Regions from separate parts of the Homo sapiens genome. Here region 2 is linked to region 1. A link is a loop called in an ENCODE intact Hi-C map of the cell type or tissue named here. Cell type or tissue: K562. All regions are shown on one strand.

Evidence for each region. Hi-C counts contacts between places; a loop is a spot of excess contacts. Peaks named below come from ENCODE experiments on the same cell type or tissue, not always from the same donor. Only the 100,000 strongest peaks of a DNase experiment are listed, where the experiment ranks them.
Region 2: a loop joins it to region 1, with 7 times the contacts of the local background. A loop is called at or near these places in 1 of 110 quality-filtered maps.

What each region holds. Positions count from the first base shown.
Region 1 is chr11:91,901,474-91,909,473 of GRCh38, reverse strand. No RefSeq gene overlaps it. Among named protein-coding and RNA genes, the nearest start is that of LINC02756, 110 kb to the right of the region's middle. In K562, no CTCF peak of the experiment used is centred here; a DNase peak (open chromatin) is centred at 3,843.
Region 2 is chr11:91,788,688-91,796,687 of GRCh38, reverse strand. It overlaps LINC02756 (long intergenic non-protein coding RNA 2756), which reads right to left and starts at 2,366. Exons shown (of 12, transcript NR_187312.1): 1 at 2,266-2,366; 2 at 1,276-1,379; 3 at 580-687. In K562, a CTCF peak has its summit at 3,580; DNase peaks (open chromatin) are centred at 2,377 and 3,737.

The DNA of each region.
Region 1 (8,000 bases):
AGGCTGGAGTGCAGTGGCGCTATCTCGGCCCACTGCAAACTCCATCTCCAGGGTTCATGCCATTCTCCTGGCTCAGCTCCCCGAGTAGCTGGGACTACAGTTGCCTGCCACCACACCCGGCTAATTTTTTTTGTATTTTTAGTAGAGACGGGATTTCACCGTGTTAGCCAGGATGGTCTCGATCTCCTGACCTCGTGACCCGCCCGCCTCGGCCTCCCAAAGTGCTGGGATTACAGGCGTGAGCCACAGCACCAGGCTGGAAAAATGATTTTATTATAGCCATCAATTTGTAGCATGGGAAAAAGTTCGGGTGTCTTTCTATTTAACTGCACTGGGAGGTGTTATGGTGTAGTGGTTACTAGTGTGAGCTGTAGCCACAGAATAAGTGGGGTGGTTTAAATTCTGAATTTATCACTTTTGTGACGTGGGAAAATCATTTGACATCCTCATATCTCAATTTTAAGATCTGGAAAATGTAAATATTATGATACATATAAAGATTTCAGCTTGTTGTCTGGCACAGAAGCAGCATTAAGTAACAATAATCTGTTAATACTCTGATGATTTAATTGAAGGTAGGTGAGGTCAGGAGGTAGAAGAGGTTTAATTGAAAGTAGGTGTTTTGAATTCAGAACAAACTATGTGGGAAGGGAGCCATCAGCTCATGATCAGCTCATCACAGAAACAGACAGCAGATGGAAATGAGGTTAGAGCACACAAAAGATCAGTGTCTCACCTAAGGCCAGAACAGATGCCTTGGAGGTCAGAGTGTGGAAAAGTAGGTAATGTACCTTTTTTTTTTTTCTCTTTTCAAGATACTTGGCAGAAACAGGGCAGGTTTGAAAAGGCACTTCTCCAGTCTAGGACAGTTAGCCTTACATCTTAAAAACTGGTCTTCCCAATACTGTTTTTCTCCACCTGACTCTTACTCAGGTTAATCCTTAAATGCGCAGATTACCTTTTTTTCTCCAGGGTGAGAAGGTTAAGAATCACCTAGTTAAGGACCAGGTGTGGTGGCTTATGCCTGTAATCCCAGCCCTTTGGGAGGCCGTGGTGAGTGGATCACCTGAGGTCAGGAGTTTCAGACCAGCCTGGCCAACATGGTGAAACCCCGTCTCTACTAAAAATACAAAAATTAGCTGGGCATGGTGGCAGATGCCTGTAATCCCAGCTATTGGGGAGCTGAGACAGGAGAATCACTTAAACCCAGGAGGCAGAGGTTGCAGTGAGCCGAGATCACTCCATTGCATACCAGCCTGAGCAACAAGAGCGAAACTCCGTCTCAAAAGACAAAAAAGAATATTACCTGGTTAAGGATGTCAAACTTCAGGAAATGGGCAAACATGCATACAGAGGTGTTTTATGAGCAGTTGGAACTCACCCAGAGGTGTACCTGGTGGTAAGTAAAGGTCCTTTTATAGGTGTTAGTGGATGCTTTGAGAATGGTTGCGCTTACTATATCTTAATGCATTCAGTTGTTGCATCCCTGTTATATCTCCCAGGGATGTGCCTGCTCTTTTGGTGTCTGCCTATCCTGAAAAAATCTCTTCCTATCCTTAGAAACTGTAAAATCATTTTCAAAAAAGTTGATAAAGTACATGCAATATATGACAAAGCAATACATGTGGTTTCAATCATGGACAAGTCAATTACTTTTCTGAGTTTGTTTCTTCATTTGTAAAATGAGAATAATAATAACACCTACTTTGTAGAATTACTGTAAGGATCACATGAAATAGGATTTATCCAGTTTCCTTGTGCAGCATCTGAAAATGCAGGTCAAAGTGAATGATCACTATCGTCAATTATCTATTGAAACCTATTCTGTAAAAAATATATATGAAGTATCCTATAGTAGAGAATCACTCTGTTGGGTTTAATTTACTCATTTTTTACAATGTATTTTTTACTTAATACGTCTAATTCTCACCTCAGAGTTTCCGGAAACCAGGTAAGTGTCACCAGAGTTTTTAACTGCCCTTCGCTCCAAATGCTTGGCCAGAAAAGTCATTCCATATGTTTATTCACCTAAAATGCTGAGTTTGCTGTATCCAATTTCCCTGTTTACTCTTGCCATGCTAACGTGGCTTAGCATATACAAATATCATTCTTTATCATTCCAGGTAGGTCTTGGGTTTAATTATGAATTAGGAGAAATGAGCTGAATGTTTGAGCACTTTGGAGCCTGGTGAGACAATTTGTTCAGAATGGTTCAAGGCACTTCATTTTTTTTTTTTTATTTTATTGAAAAAAAAAGTCTGTTTCCGCTCACTTGCAATACATGAAAGATGAAGTGTGGCTGAAGTCAATTGATGGGACACAGACCTCCCTCACTCCTCCACACGACAAATTGATTCATTAGGACCTGTGTCAACATCCCCCGAAAGGCACACATGCTCTCAGATGCTTAGAGGATAGAGAGGACATATGTGGCCTCCTGGGAGGAGAAGTCAGCATGGAGCACACTCCTCCAAGTCAGTTGAGGAGCAATGAAGGTTCGTGAGCTGATTAGCAGTCATTTCCTCACGTTTTCTTTCTGTGCACCTCAGAGGCTGTGCTTGTTAGGAGCATCTTTTCCCTACAGGGGGGTTATGGCACTGTGAAAAATTCGCACTTTGCAGATAATTAAAAGTAAATTGGTTTAAATGAATTTCTGGCCTCTTTCCTAAATAGGGGAACTGAGGCAAACTAAGGAGACAGAAAAAAAAGGAAATATTAAAAAACTGAATGTATGAATTAATTATTGGAATTCCCAATTTATAAAATAAGAGGTTAGGCATTTCAAATGGGGCAAATGGTACCTCTTATTAGAGCAAGTGAAAATTCAAATTTATTCATTCATTTATTCAATCTTTTATGCAACAAATATTTCTTGAGCCCTCATCTGTATTAGATACTGCACCAGCCACAGAGGATGAAATGATGAACAAGATATAGTCTTTGGAAGGCCTCAAAAGGCTCATAGTCTAATGTGGGTGACAGAATTGTAGACGAATGACATCAAAATAGGGTGAAGGGTGCTGTGACAGAAAGGAGCACTGAAAGCTTGGAATGCTGAAGAACAGAGGAGAGAAGTTAATTCACTCTGAGGAATAGTCCAGGGTGTCTTTCCCAAGGAAATGATACAGGAGCTAGGACTGGAAAGACAACGAGGAAATGGCCAGCTAAGAAGGGAGAGGAAGGCCTTTCAGATGCAGAGCACAGCCTGTGCAAGGGCTTAGGGATGTCACAACCACTAAAATGAGGGGAACTGCAGTGTGTCCAAATCAGACAGTGTGATGTGAGCATCTGTAAGAAATGGAGCTGGAGGAGACAACAGCTAGGTGGTTAGTTTGTACTTTTCCTTATAAAAGTCTTTGGGCAAAGATAGGTTTCTTTTCTGGTGCAAGTGGCTCTCAGAAACTTCCTTTAAACCGGCAAAACCAAGCACAAGGCATATAAAACTTACATGACTTTTGTAATAATTGAAAGTAAAGCTAGGTACTTTAAAATCCCAAAGTCCTCCTTTTTCTCTTAGTAATACATGTTTTTCTAGCTCAAGATCAATGCTTCATCTCATTCCCTTGAATAGTTACCTGCATACCAGGTACTCGATGATGGATGGGGGAAGATACAAAATCTTGGTGAGATGAAAAATGATCAAGTTCTCACTAAACGTGTAGAATGGCCTTGATTGGAAGCTGAAACTGATGCTTTTGTGCCTGCTTTTGGCCCTAACTTCTGAGACATGAGGTCACATTGTTCGCTCAGCACAAATAGAAATATAATGCTCAATGCTGAGGCACAGGCATAGCTTCTTCCTGGTTCATTGCAGTCCACGGCATTGCTACAAGCAGAGTGATTGTGAAAAGTGTCAGTTCCATGCTCATTGGAGATTAGCTCAAGGAAATACTGTAGATCAGATGATGAAATCCATAACTGACATATAAAGGTCACTGGCAGATGGAGATAAGTGAGATACTTCATTGTTTTGTTGGTAATTCCAGGAATATTCTGAGATAATGTTTTCCAGTTGGCTCTTTCTGTTAGGATGATTATTAACTTGAGAGTGGTGTGCTTTGGCTTGGTAGTTCAGGTAGGCCTAAAAAAGGCAAATATGATTTCCAACAAGGTGAAATTAGGGTATCCTCAGGCTGCAAACATTTCTACAATGTTTTTATTTACTTATTTTTACTTTTGCTTCATATATACTCAAATTTTACCATCTTTAATGTGTTTAGTGTAAAATGTCATGAGGCTTGCTACTTAAATTACATGGTTTATATATACAACTAAGCTTCATTATTTACAGATTCCGTATTTTCAAATTCACCTCTTCGCTAAAATTTATTTGTGACTGTAAGATCAATACCCATATTGCTTTCATAATCATTTGCAGCCGTGTTCAGAGTGGTGAAAAATTGGAGTCTTCTGATGTACACATTCCCAGCTGAGGTCAAATGAGGCCACACCCTGACTTCTTGTTTCAGCTCTCACACTGTAAACTAGTGTTCTTTTTGCAGTGTACGTGGTGCCACGTTTTTAGCATTCTTTTTTTGTATGTGTGCATTTTGTTGTTGATTTTGCTGCTTAAAATGGCCTCCAAGAGTAATGCTGCTGGTTCAGTCTAGTATTTCTAAGCACAAAAGGCTGTGTTGGGCCTTACAAAAAAAATACATACATTAGGTAAAGTTCATTTAGGCGTGAGTTATGGTGCTGTGTCTATGAGTTCAAGGTTAGTTAATTAACAATAATAATAAATAAAATGTCTTTAAATGGAAATACATATGAAACAAGGTTATATCTTGATTGGTTAATTAAAATATTTTGATGATAGGCTCTTAAGAAAAAAATCTTGTATTTTCCCTTGGATCAATGGCCTGATATTCTCCAGTTCACTGTTTGCAGTGATTTTATAGAACATAGCTACCTCAAGTAATGCAAACTGACTGTATATGCACCTACATGTACATATGTACACAAACACTCATATACAAACAGATAAAGCAAAAGCAAGTGAGCTCAAATGTAATCTTTGCAGTTGGTGAATCTAGGTACAAGATTTCTGACTGTTCACTGTACTATGCTTAGTTTTTTTTAGATAGAACACTTTTAAAATGTTGAGGAAAAATATGCAAGTTTGAGGATTTTATGATGTATGTAGGCTTTTTGTGATAATTAATTTCCCAGATTCAAAAAAGTACAGAAACTTACAGCTTGTGAGACCTTAGTGATCAGCTGTTTTAGCCCTTCTGTTTATTAGAAACCCAGGTTCTGGACTTATTGTTGCCTTTAAGTTCGCATATAATCTTGGGTAGGTCAACTGCCTCTCTAGGAGTTCTTCCTCAAAGAAATTAAGTTGCTGTAGGAATCTCTTCAAGCTCCACCTCTCTATCATTTTAAATGATCTTCAGACAGGTTAAAATATGAAAATAATTTAGATATTTAGTAGAGAGTTAGTCTTAGCCTCCAGTCCAATGCTAACTTTATGATGCTAAAGTATAAGAGTTTTTAAAAAGCACACAATTCCTAAAAAATGACAAATAAATAAAGTAATTCTTTTATACAAAAATCAGGACTATTTAAAAAGCAAACAAACTATACCTTCAAATTATATAGAAAGTTTCTAGTGACAAGATTACCTCCTTGGGCAGTTCCTATTTGTTTCTATTTCTATTTCAGTAAAAAATGACATAGAAAAATATTTATTTGGGAAAATTTGTCTTCTGCGTTCATAGCCTTTCCTTCAAGTGTCCTGTAGACACTATTTTGTCATAGAAAGAACACAGGGTTTAGAGTAAATCAAACTGAATTCTAATTTGTATTTCTCCAATGTTCTATTTGTGTGACCTTGGCTGAATTATGAATCTTCTCTGAGTTCCAGTTTCCTTATCTGTAAAAATGATGATGACAATATTTTCCCTGCAAGAAAAAAGATAATGAGATAATTTTGCAAAAATGTCTGGCAACAAGGGGTGTTCAAAAATGTTAGTTTTTTTTTTTCTGTCCATCATTTACTGTTATTTTCTATAAAGACTTACAATGTGCTTGTCAAGAACACACTCTTTGGAGCCACACTACCTGAGTTCAAATCCTTGCTCTGCCATTTACCAGCTGGGTGCTGAGAGCAAGTTATTTAACCTTTTTGTGCCTTAGTTTCTTGACTTGTAAAATTGGGATAATAAGACGAGTACCTAACTTATAGAGCTTCTGTATAGTGAATTATTAACAATTATAAGTTGCTTAGAACAGTGTTGAAAACCATTTTACTGTTTGTTATTATTTCTAAGAATTTCAAGAAATCTGTATATATTAATTAAGAAAGCAAAATTTTAGATTCATAGAGAGTCTTGAATTGTACAAGAGCTATGTATAAAGCTAACTCTAAACATTAGCCAGATTTTGTCCTTTTGGACAGCCTGTAGGAGGGAATAATCCTTAGTCACTAATTGCTTGATTAAATTTTACTATACTATAGCATAATGATTGTATTTTAAAACCTTCCCCTTGATTTCAAATCTTGGGATGCATCCCTAGTTCTTTCATATTATATCTTCTTCTAGTAAGTTGTTGAAATGCATACTTTTCATTAATAAAAATGGCTACTTTTTTTGAGCAATTCCTAGGTATCAAGTCTAAGAATTAACCCCACTAGTTAGGTGATAAGTTAGTCTGTTTTATGGACGCTGAGAAGAGACAAGATTCCTAAATCAGAGACAAAGAATATTTTATAACTCATAGTAGAGCAAGCATCATGAGCATCAACATGTGTGTCAGTTCTCCTTGGCCCCAAAATCTCACAGGGGTAATTGTGATAAGGACCCACATGGATGCTGTGCACATAACCAGATTTCACTGTAGCCAGGGAACACCAGAACTCAGGCACTCACCATTTTGTAGCAAACAGTAAATAAGTATGCTCTTAGTCCCAGAGGGAGACATTCCTTCATCTTTCAAGGTTGCTTGCTGCAGACACAACTCTGAGAATGGCCCTGACAAAGAGCCTTCAGGGCTTTGCATTGTTGGCACACCTAGCAACAAGTGCAAGGCTCAGGGCTCATGGCATATTGCCTCTTCCAACACTATCTTCCAGGAACAATGCCAAATACTTTAATAGGGGCATTTTTTAACTGATTTATCATGACGTAGCTTACATTGTATGTGCATTTTACTCCTTATAGCTTCTTAAGGTTTCATGGAGACATTAACAGGGTTATCTCTGGGCAGTATTACAAATTGGGTACCTTTTTGGTTTTGCACCCCATCTTCCCATGGACACCACTTTTCCTTAGGCAGTTCTCCACTTTCAAGCCTTAACCTGTAATGGCCCTAACTTGACTGCCCTTCTTCTTGGCCTGCTCCCCTGCCTCAGTCCAGCTACTTCCTTTTCCCTCTTTGCCTAGAAATAAGATTTCCCTGTTTTATGGTCATTCTCTTACAGCCCTTCTTTCTCATGAGTTAGTCACAGAGAGGCAAATCAACATTAAAACATGTTAAATCATAGAAGGGCGACTCACCAGAGAAAATAACATTTTATTTTAAGACAGAACATTTGAAGACATGCTGCTTTAACCAAGTAATAACCTGAATGGTGGAAATTTGGGATTTCAAAAATATACAATTCTATGTTTCCTCTGTGCACGATCAGCCTTGGTAAGGAATAAATGTAGTTTTGATTTTATATGAAGCATTGATTTTATGTTCTCTAAGAAGAAAAGATATTTTGAGTTATAGATTTAAATGCCATTTCCTTTTCACTCCCTATTGTCCAGGGGTTTGTGAGATGTAGTTTTTGATCTTAGTGAAAGCTAAGAGCGGTCGTGATTAACTCTTTATAAGCGTTCATAATATCAGGTGTTGCTCCCCTCGTAATAAGCAAATTATTACCAAAACCATACTTTTTAATTCCAGTGCTACCGAGAGAGTTGACTGCAACACATTTGAATGTAGAAAGTGGAGCTGTACATAGGCCACCGAGCAGCCGTTCCATGACCTAACGCTTCTATTGGCACCTGCATTTC
Region 2 (8,000 bases), 110 kb after region 1:
GGTGGCTCATGCCTATAATCCCAGTGCTTTGGGAGGCTGAGCCAGGAGAACCACTTGAGGCCAGGGGTTTAGCATCAGCCTGAGCAACATAGTAAGATCCTATCTCTACAAAAAAAAAAAAAAAAAAAAAATTGGCATGATGGGTTATGCCTGTAGCCCCAGCTACTTGAAAGGTTGAGGCAGGAGGATCACTTGAGCCCAGGAATTTGAGGCTGCAGTGAGCCATGATTGCACCACTGTATGCCAGCCTGGGTGACAAAGTGAGACCTTGTCTCACTCTCAAAAAATAAAAAAAAATAAATAAAATAGTCCAATTCACAGAAACAGAGTATAATGATGGTTGCCAGAGCCTGGGAGAGATGGGGATGGGGAGTTGTTCAATAGGTTTGAAGCTTCAGTTTTTTAAGATGAACAAGTTCTAGAGATCTACTCTACAATATAGTGCCCTTAGTTGACAATTCAGTATTGTACATGTAAAAATTTAATAGCATCTCATGGTAAGTGTTTTTACCACAAAATTCAAAATAACAAAAAAAGGGGAAAGAAGAAACTTTTAGTGGTGATGGATATATGTATTACCTTGATTTTGGTGATGGTTTCACAGATGTATGTGTATCTCCAAACTCATCAAATTGCACAAGTTGAATGTGTCCAGTTATTTGGCATATCAATTATACCTCAATACAGCTGTTTAAAAAAGAATATGGAGGGTCTAATTATATTTGAATTTCAGATAAACAATGAATTTTTTTAGTATAACCCAAATTTTTAGTATATGTGCCAAATTATACTAAATGATTATTTATTGTTTATCTGAAAATCAGTTTAACGTGAAGCCCTATATTTTATCTGGCAACCCTAATTGTAATTGATAGTCATTCATCATGGCTAGCTACTGCTAAAAGTCAAAGGAAAAAACAAAGAGTGAAAAACCTCAAAACCTAAATGCTGCCCAGGCCTCACATTTATCTCTGCTGGAATGTGAACTGGAAGCATGACCTAAAACTCTATCCACAGGCTCATCTCAATTTCTGGCTAGTAGATTTTCTGGGCTGTTCAGCCCAAGCATCCTAATTTAAAGTGCTTTCTGTGGTTATAGTTGGAGGAAATAATTGTGCTTATAATTCAGTGTAAATAATAAAATCAGTCCCTTAACTGTGCTCTCTGAAATAAATTTGCAGTTTCTATCTCTGTATATTTTATGTTTATTCATAATTTATTACTACCGTATTGATAATGTAGGAGTTAGCAGATTAGATGACAGAATAGTTGTACTTATCTCTGAGATGATGAAAACAAAACATCTTGTTAATCAATCATCCTGCTAGACACTTAGCCAGATTCTCTCCTAAGAGAATCTCTCCAGATCCATGTCATTACTGAAAGAGAAAGTAAAAACAAACAAACCAAAAAAGGGCTTGTTATACATGGACTCACTCCCAATTTGTGGTTCTCTGAAGGTCACAGCCATTTGCTAGTGAATGAAGTTTCAGGACTTACTCCTTCAACCTGCTTCTGCTCACTGTTATATTACTGAAGTACTGAGCAGTGAGTAAATGTATTAACCAGATATTTGCAGAGTCAGTTTCATTCTTTTTATTCAATTACCCATCATCTTAAAGAGGATGGGTTTTGCAAAAGTTTAGGTATATCTGGAATGCCATCTGGGAAAATAAGTAGTCTTGAGGCTGCAGAATTCGTAGGCTTCCACACTGAAAACTTAGTCTACGAAAGGTTTCAGAAATTCTTTCACAATTATAGTTTCTAATTAGCTCACATTATTTATATTACTTGGTCCCCAACCAAATGGCCACACCTGGAGGAAGGTTCAAACGGGCCAAATTTTATTTAATTGAGTTTAAATAAGATAAACAATATCGAACTAACGACTTAATCGCTCTTTACAGTTTACAAATGATTTCATTTTGAGATTATCGTATTTAATCTTTTGTGTTATCTCCAACCCTCCTCTCTGCTATTGTTACATATAAAAAAGTGTGAGATTCCCCTGGGCTAAGGTCACACAATGAACACGTTGCTCCAGGCACCACACTTAAATAACTTTATGTAACAACCACAACAACAAATACTGTAATGATGCAAATAATAGTAAAATGATCCAATAACAATTAACAAGCAGTTACTGAGGCAGGAGAATAGGGTCCAGAGACAAGGAACCTAAGGCTGATTCACGCTGAATTCCTAGAACTGAATCAAAAGGAAAACCCCACCTCTCCACACCCAAGTAACAAAACGATCAGTTACCTTTGCATTGGGCTGCAGATGAAAAATGGGAGGTACCTCTGATTGGTCCCCTCCTGCAACCAATCAGGCTGGTCAAGGGCCAATTCTTCTTGTGTAACTTTGTAACTTCACTTCAGCCTCTGATTGGTTGTCTCCCACAACCATTATGACGTGGTGGGCCACTCCTTCCTTTATGTAGGGTGTAATCAAATACCCAGTGGGAAACCTCTAAAGGATATTTAAGCCCCAGAAAATTCTGTAACTAGCTCTCTTGAGCCACTTGCACAATCCCACTCCTAGTCTGTGGAGTGTACTTTTGTTTCAATAATTCTATGCTTTTATTACTTCATTCCTTCATTTTTTTTGTGCATTTTGTTCAATTCTTTGTTCAAAACACCAAGAACCTGGACAACTCGTAGTCAAGAACCTCCACTGGTAACATTACTATATGCTTGGCCCTGTTCTAAGGACTGGAGTGTGTATGGTTATTCACAGAAGCAGAAACAGGCTCAGAGACGTGAAAAAATTTTCTCGCATTTTCAGAGCTGGAAAGAAGTGGAACCTGGATTTAAACACAGGCAACTCTAGAGCCTCAAGTTCCACTATGATCCTTATTAGAACATTAAAACGTCCAACACAAAGAAATGATACATGTTTGAGGTGATTGATATGTTAATTACTCTGATTTGATCATTATACAATGTATACACATACTGAAATATCACACTGTAGTCCATAAATGTGTATAATTATTATGTGTCAACTAAAAATAATAATAAAAGAGAAAAAAAGAAATGTACCGTCAGGTTTCCAGATCCTATCTCAGAGTCCTATCTGAGAATGCCAGACCACCTTCTAACTGAAACCAGTACCCTTCACTATCCTAAAGCCCATCATTTGAGGAAGGTGAGCAAGGTATTTATTGGCATTTGTTACATTTGCCTTTTCTGATAGCTAAAGATACTAACTCTCATGTCTGTGGCGGATTTGTTTTTTTCTACTTGTGATTTGCACCCTAATTTTGCTTGTGGTTCCTGAGGTATACAAGTTTGTTTGTTTGTTTTAGTATGTAGCTAAAAAACAAAACAAAACATTTGGTGGGAAAAAATACCTTTTCCATGCCACAACAGTGTTTGTTTGGTAAAACAGTTTCCAGAAACATTTCCCTATATCCTCATGCCTTCCTTTAACAGATGTTTGCCCAGAGCCCTGTGAGACTCTGGGGACACAAAGACAAATGGCGTCTCTAGCACGAAGCATGCTGGAGCTGGGAAGTTGGTGAGGAAGCAAATCATTTCAGTGCAGCCCAGGGACACTATAGTGAACTATGAGGGCACCCAGAGGACAGAGCCAACTCTCTGGAGGAACTTGGGTGAGTCAGGAACTGGGGGATGATTAGGGAAGGCTTATAGAGGAGGTGACATGAGCCAGGGGTGGAATAAAGGAACAAACAGATAAGTGAGGGTAAGGGTGTTTCACGCTAAGGGAGCAACTAGTGTAAGACATCAACTTAGGACACAACAGGGTACATTTACAATATCACAAGTAAATCCACAACCTGGAGCTAGGGCTAGGGCTGTGTTGTAGAGATAAATGTGTGGGATGAGTCACTGCGCAGGCAGTGGCTTCCTAGGATACAGCAAGGTTTTAAGTAGGCAAATGACATGCTTGTATTTGTATTTTGGAAAAAGTATCACCTAAGTATTCAGGAAGGTACAACTAAAGAAAGAAACCCCCTTTTTTGTGTTTAGACTCAGTTAACTTTAGATATTATTCCTTCTTAATTTAAAATGATAGGGATGTCATTAAAAGGCCTGACCTAAGGATGATTCTTTTTGTTTGCTTGTTTGTTTTTGTTTTTTTGTTTAGGGAAGTTGCCTGGTTTTTCTGAGGCCCTCCTAATTTCCTTTTACTGATTTTTTTTTTCTAACCTTTATTGAACACTTATTATTTGTCAGGTATTGTGTTGGTGAACATTGTGGTTATCTTTATTTTATAGAAAAAAGGAGTTGAGATTTAGAGAGGTTAAATTATTTGCCCGAAGGCACACAGTTAATTAGTGATAAAGTTAAGTTTTAAACTGTGAGATTGTAGAGTTTGTTCTTTATGCTATTTTTAAACTACATTATCCTGATGCTGCCTGTGGATAAGAACTTGCCTTGCATTTTAATTACACTCTGGAGGCCAGGGGAGCACCCACTTTTAAAAATAATTTGCCTGTAGTTACTACTTGACCATACTTTATATATGAAACAGAAGCTACCCTCTGTGTTTTAATGATGATTTGAAAGATAGTCAATCTTTCCTTTCCAGGTGCTAGCCAAGGTTGAGCTTCCGGCATTGACCCTATGTCAACAAAGTTGAAAAATATGGAATATAATGCAGATTTCACAGCTGAAAATGTCCTTGGGAACAGTTATTCCAGTGTTTTCCAAAGTGAACTGTAAGGTCCCATCACTGTGGAATCTTAACAAGTGTTAAGTGATAAAAGTTTTCTGTGGCCAAATAATGAAGGAAACATTGGATTAAACGTAGTTGACAGCTTTTCCTCCTTTTTGGGATTTCGTAGAGAATTTAGCATATAGCAGATCTTTGAATAACATCATTTTATTCAACATTGTTTTGCTATAAAAAAAAATAGATTCCCAGCCAGGGCTATTATGTGGAGTTTGCAAGTTCTCCCCACATCTGTGTGGGATTTCTCCAGGTACTCTGGTTTCCTTGGACATCTCAAAGATGTTTATATTATGTGATGTGGTCCCTAACATGGTCCTCATCTGAGCGAGTGTATGTGTGTGTGTGAATGTGCCCTTCCATGGGATAGCCTCTTGTCCAGGGTTGGTTCCTGCCACTCACCCTGAGCTACCAGGATAGGCTCTGGCACTTCTGGCAACTCATGATCATTAATTGAAAATATTATTAACTAATTATCCTGCTTGTTTTTATTAATCTTTTAAAAATGCTTATATATCTCACCTTGCAATATTTAATATTAAGAGTGTTTTTCGTCTTTACTTAGAAGTTTGGTGAAGGTCTTGTGATGAGAAATATGCTGTAGAAACTTACATCTTGTTTATTGCAATTAGCCTGTGGTAAAATTGGTTTTGTTATACGTCATTTCCCTTAACGTCTTTGTTTCCAGGAACCCTTTGATGACATCAAGTGAGGACTTACAAGATAAGATTGTGAGTCCTCAAGATTCAAAAACACAGTGTCTTTCAACCTGTTTGTTTCCTAAAACATCTTTTCTGACCTCAGCTTATTTGAAACATACTGCCTTACCTTTGCTCAACAACTGCAACTCAGAGAAAACAAGTGTCTTAGATGACTCCAGACATTTTGTCTCCCAGGCCATTCCTCCAAATCATGCTACCGATACCATGTACATGAGAGGCCTCCTTGAATCCATCTCAGTCTAGGAATTGCCCCTCCCCTTCGGGACAGTGCAAGAAGAGAAGTGCTACATGATAACTTGCTAGAAGAAAGCAACTTTCCAACAGCCACAAAGCAAGAAGGGCAATATCCCAGGAAGAGAGAGATTACACTCAGTTTTTATATCCCAAACACATTAGCAACCAGGATACTGGGCCTACCACGAAGAGTCCTGCTTGCACTTTCTAGTCAAAAGCATCTGGTGGAGGCTGCTTTGGGCAATCCATTTTATTTTAAATATTCATTCTCTTAGTAAATTTAATCTTCGTCCTTGGAATTCTCTATATTTTCTTAGTTATGATGAGAGTGAACAGCTGGGCCATTTTGTTCACTCTGTAGCCAGTGTTCAGTTGCGTCCCCAGCCCCCACTCCCCTTTTTTCCCAGACAGTGCCTGGCTCACTTTGTCTGGCTACTGTCTGACATGTCAGCTGACACTACCTCAGCTCCCAGCTGTTCTTCTCTTTCATACTATGGATTGTTCTTTGCATTAGACTCAAGCATGGTTTTGCACTTCCAGAGGGCTAATCTGTTTCCATGGCAACCTTTAAAATTGAGTAATTTGATGCAAGACCTGTCTAAAACTTTTTTTTGCTAAAAGTTTTTGCATGTGTGCAAAAATACACATGTGCAGTTCCAAGCTCAGCGCTGCTTTCAGACAGAAAGTTCATAGAAAACCTGACCACATTTTCAATTAGCAGAAAGGTTCTGCCAGCTTTCTGGGTTTTTAAAAATACATTTTCATTAAGAATTTAAGTAAGAAAGTGTATTTTATGAACAACATTTAGGCTAAAAGTTATAAACAGAAAATAACAAACTGGAGACTCTTTCATGTCAGTTTTAATATGGCCATATTTAACAGATGGGACCACAAACTTCTAACAAGATAGCAATTGAAAATGTGGAATATATAAAAGTTGCACTAGCTAATGTGACTATTCAGTTCTTAACTTGGATACTGACTGTTCATCTTTAATGTTGGATGGTTTTTCAGCAACATAATTTTCTTCAGATAAGCAAAAATATTAAAGTTAGAAAACTTAGTAAAAAAATATATACTTTAGGCTGGGCACCGTGGCTCACACCTGTAATTCCAACACTTTGGGATGCTGAGGTGTGTGAGTCGCTTGAGCCCAGGAGCTTGAGGCCAGCCTGAGCAAGATAATGAAACCCTGTCTCTAGAAAATACAAAATAAATAAATAAATAAACCAGACATGGTGGTGCATGCATGTAGTCCCAGCTACTCAGGAGGTGGAAATGCGAGGATCGGTTGTGCCTGGGAAGGTCGAGGCTTCAGTGAGCCATGACAGCGCCTCTGTACTCCAGCCTGAGTGACAGAGTGAGTCTCTCTCTCTCTGTCTGTCTATATCTATCTATCTATTTGTCTATCTATCTATCTATCTCTCTATATATATGTATATATACACATACACACACATATATAGATGTATGTATATATATGTATATGAACTAAAATGTATTTTTGTCCCATCTATGTAATGTGTTTTAATTCAACTTAATAAACATTTATTTAAGACAGAGAGAGAAACACAGAGAGAGAGAGAGAGTTTCATTCTGTCACCCAGACTGGATATATGTATACATACATGTACTTTATAACAGGTATTAACTATAGAAAATTTTGTTCAATGAATTATACAGCTTGGGATGCAACAGTATTAGACTGATGAGATTCTAAAAAATATCATTTTATGATATTTTGTGCTCCTTAGGGTCAGGATCTAAAACTTTTCATATTTATATTCCCAGCCACTAGCACAATATATGGGACACAGCTAGTATACCATAAATGTTTGTTTGTTTGTTTTTTAACAGAAATGGAAATTAAATTTTTAAAAATATCTCTATGGTGGTTGGTGATATAATTGTGAATAATTATATTACCCACTTTCTTTGTAGGTGGGTACACTTCCTGACTCATTTATTTTGGCTTGGCTATGTGACTAACTTTGGAAATAGAATGTGAGAAGCTTTTAGAGACATTGTAAGTTTCTACCAGTACTTTTGTGTTTTTGCCCTCTTCCATGAGTCAGCAGGTCCTTCTGGGTCTTAGATTAAAAGAAACATGGAATAGGTCTACACCCACCTGCAGTCTAGAGCAGAGCTGCAGCACACTTCTTGCAGACCTTATGTAAAAAGAGCAAGAAATAAACATTTGTTTTTATAAGTCATTGATATTTTTACAGTTGATTGTTACTGCAGCAAAAACTAATACATAGACGGATTACCTTATATATAACATGTATGTCACATATATGTGACATACATATATTTCATATTTATATATGATACAGAAAATAATAC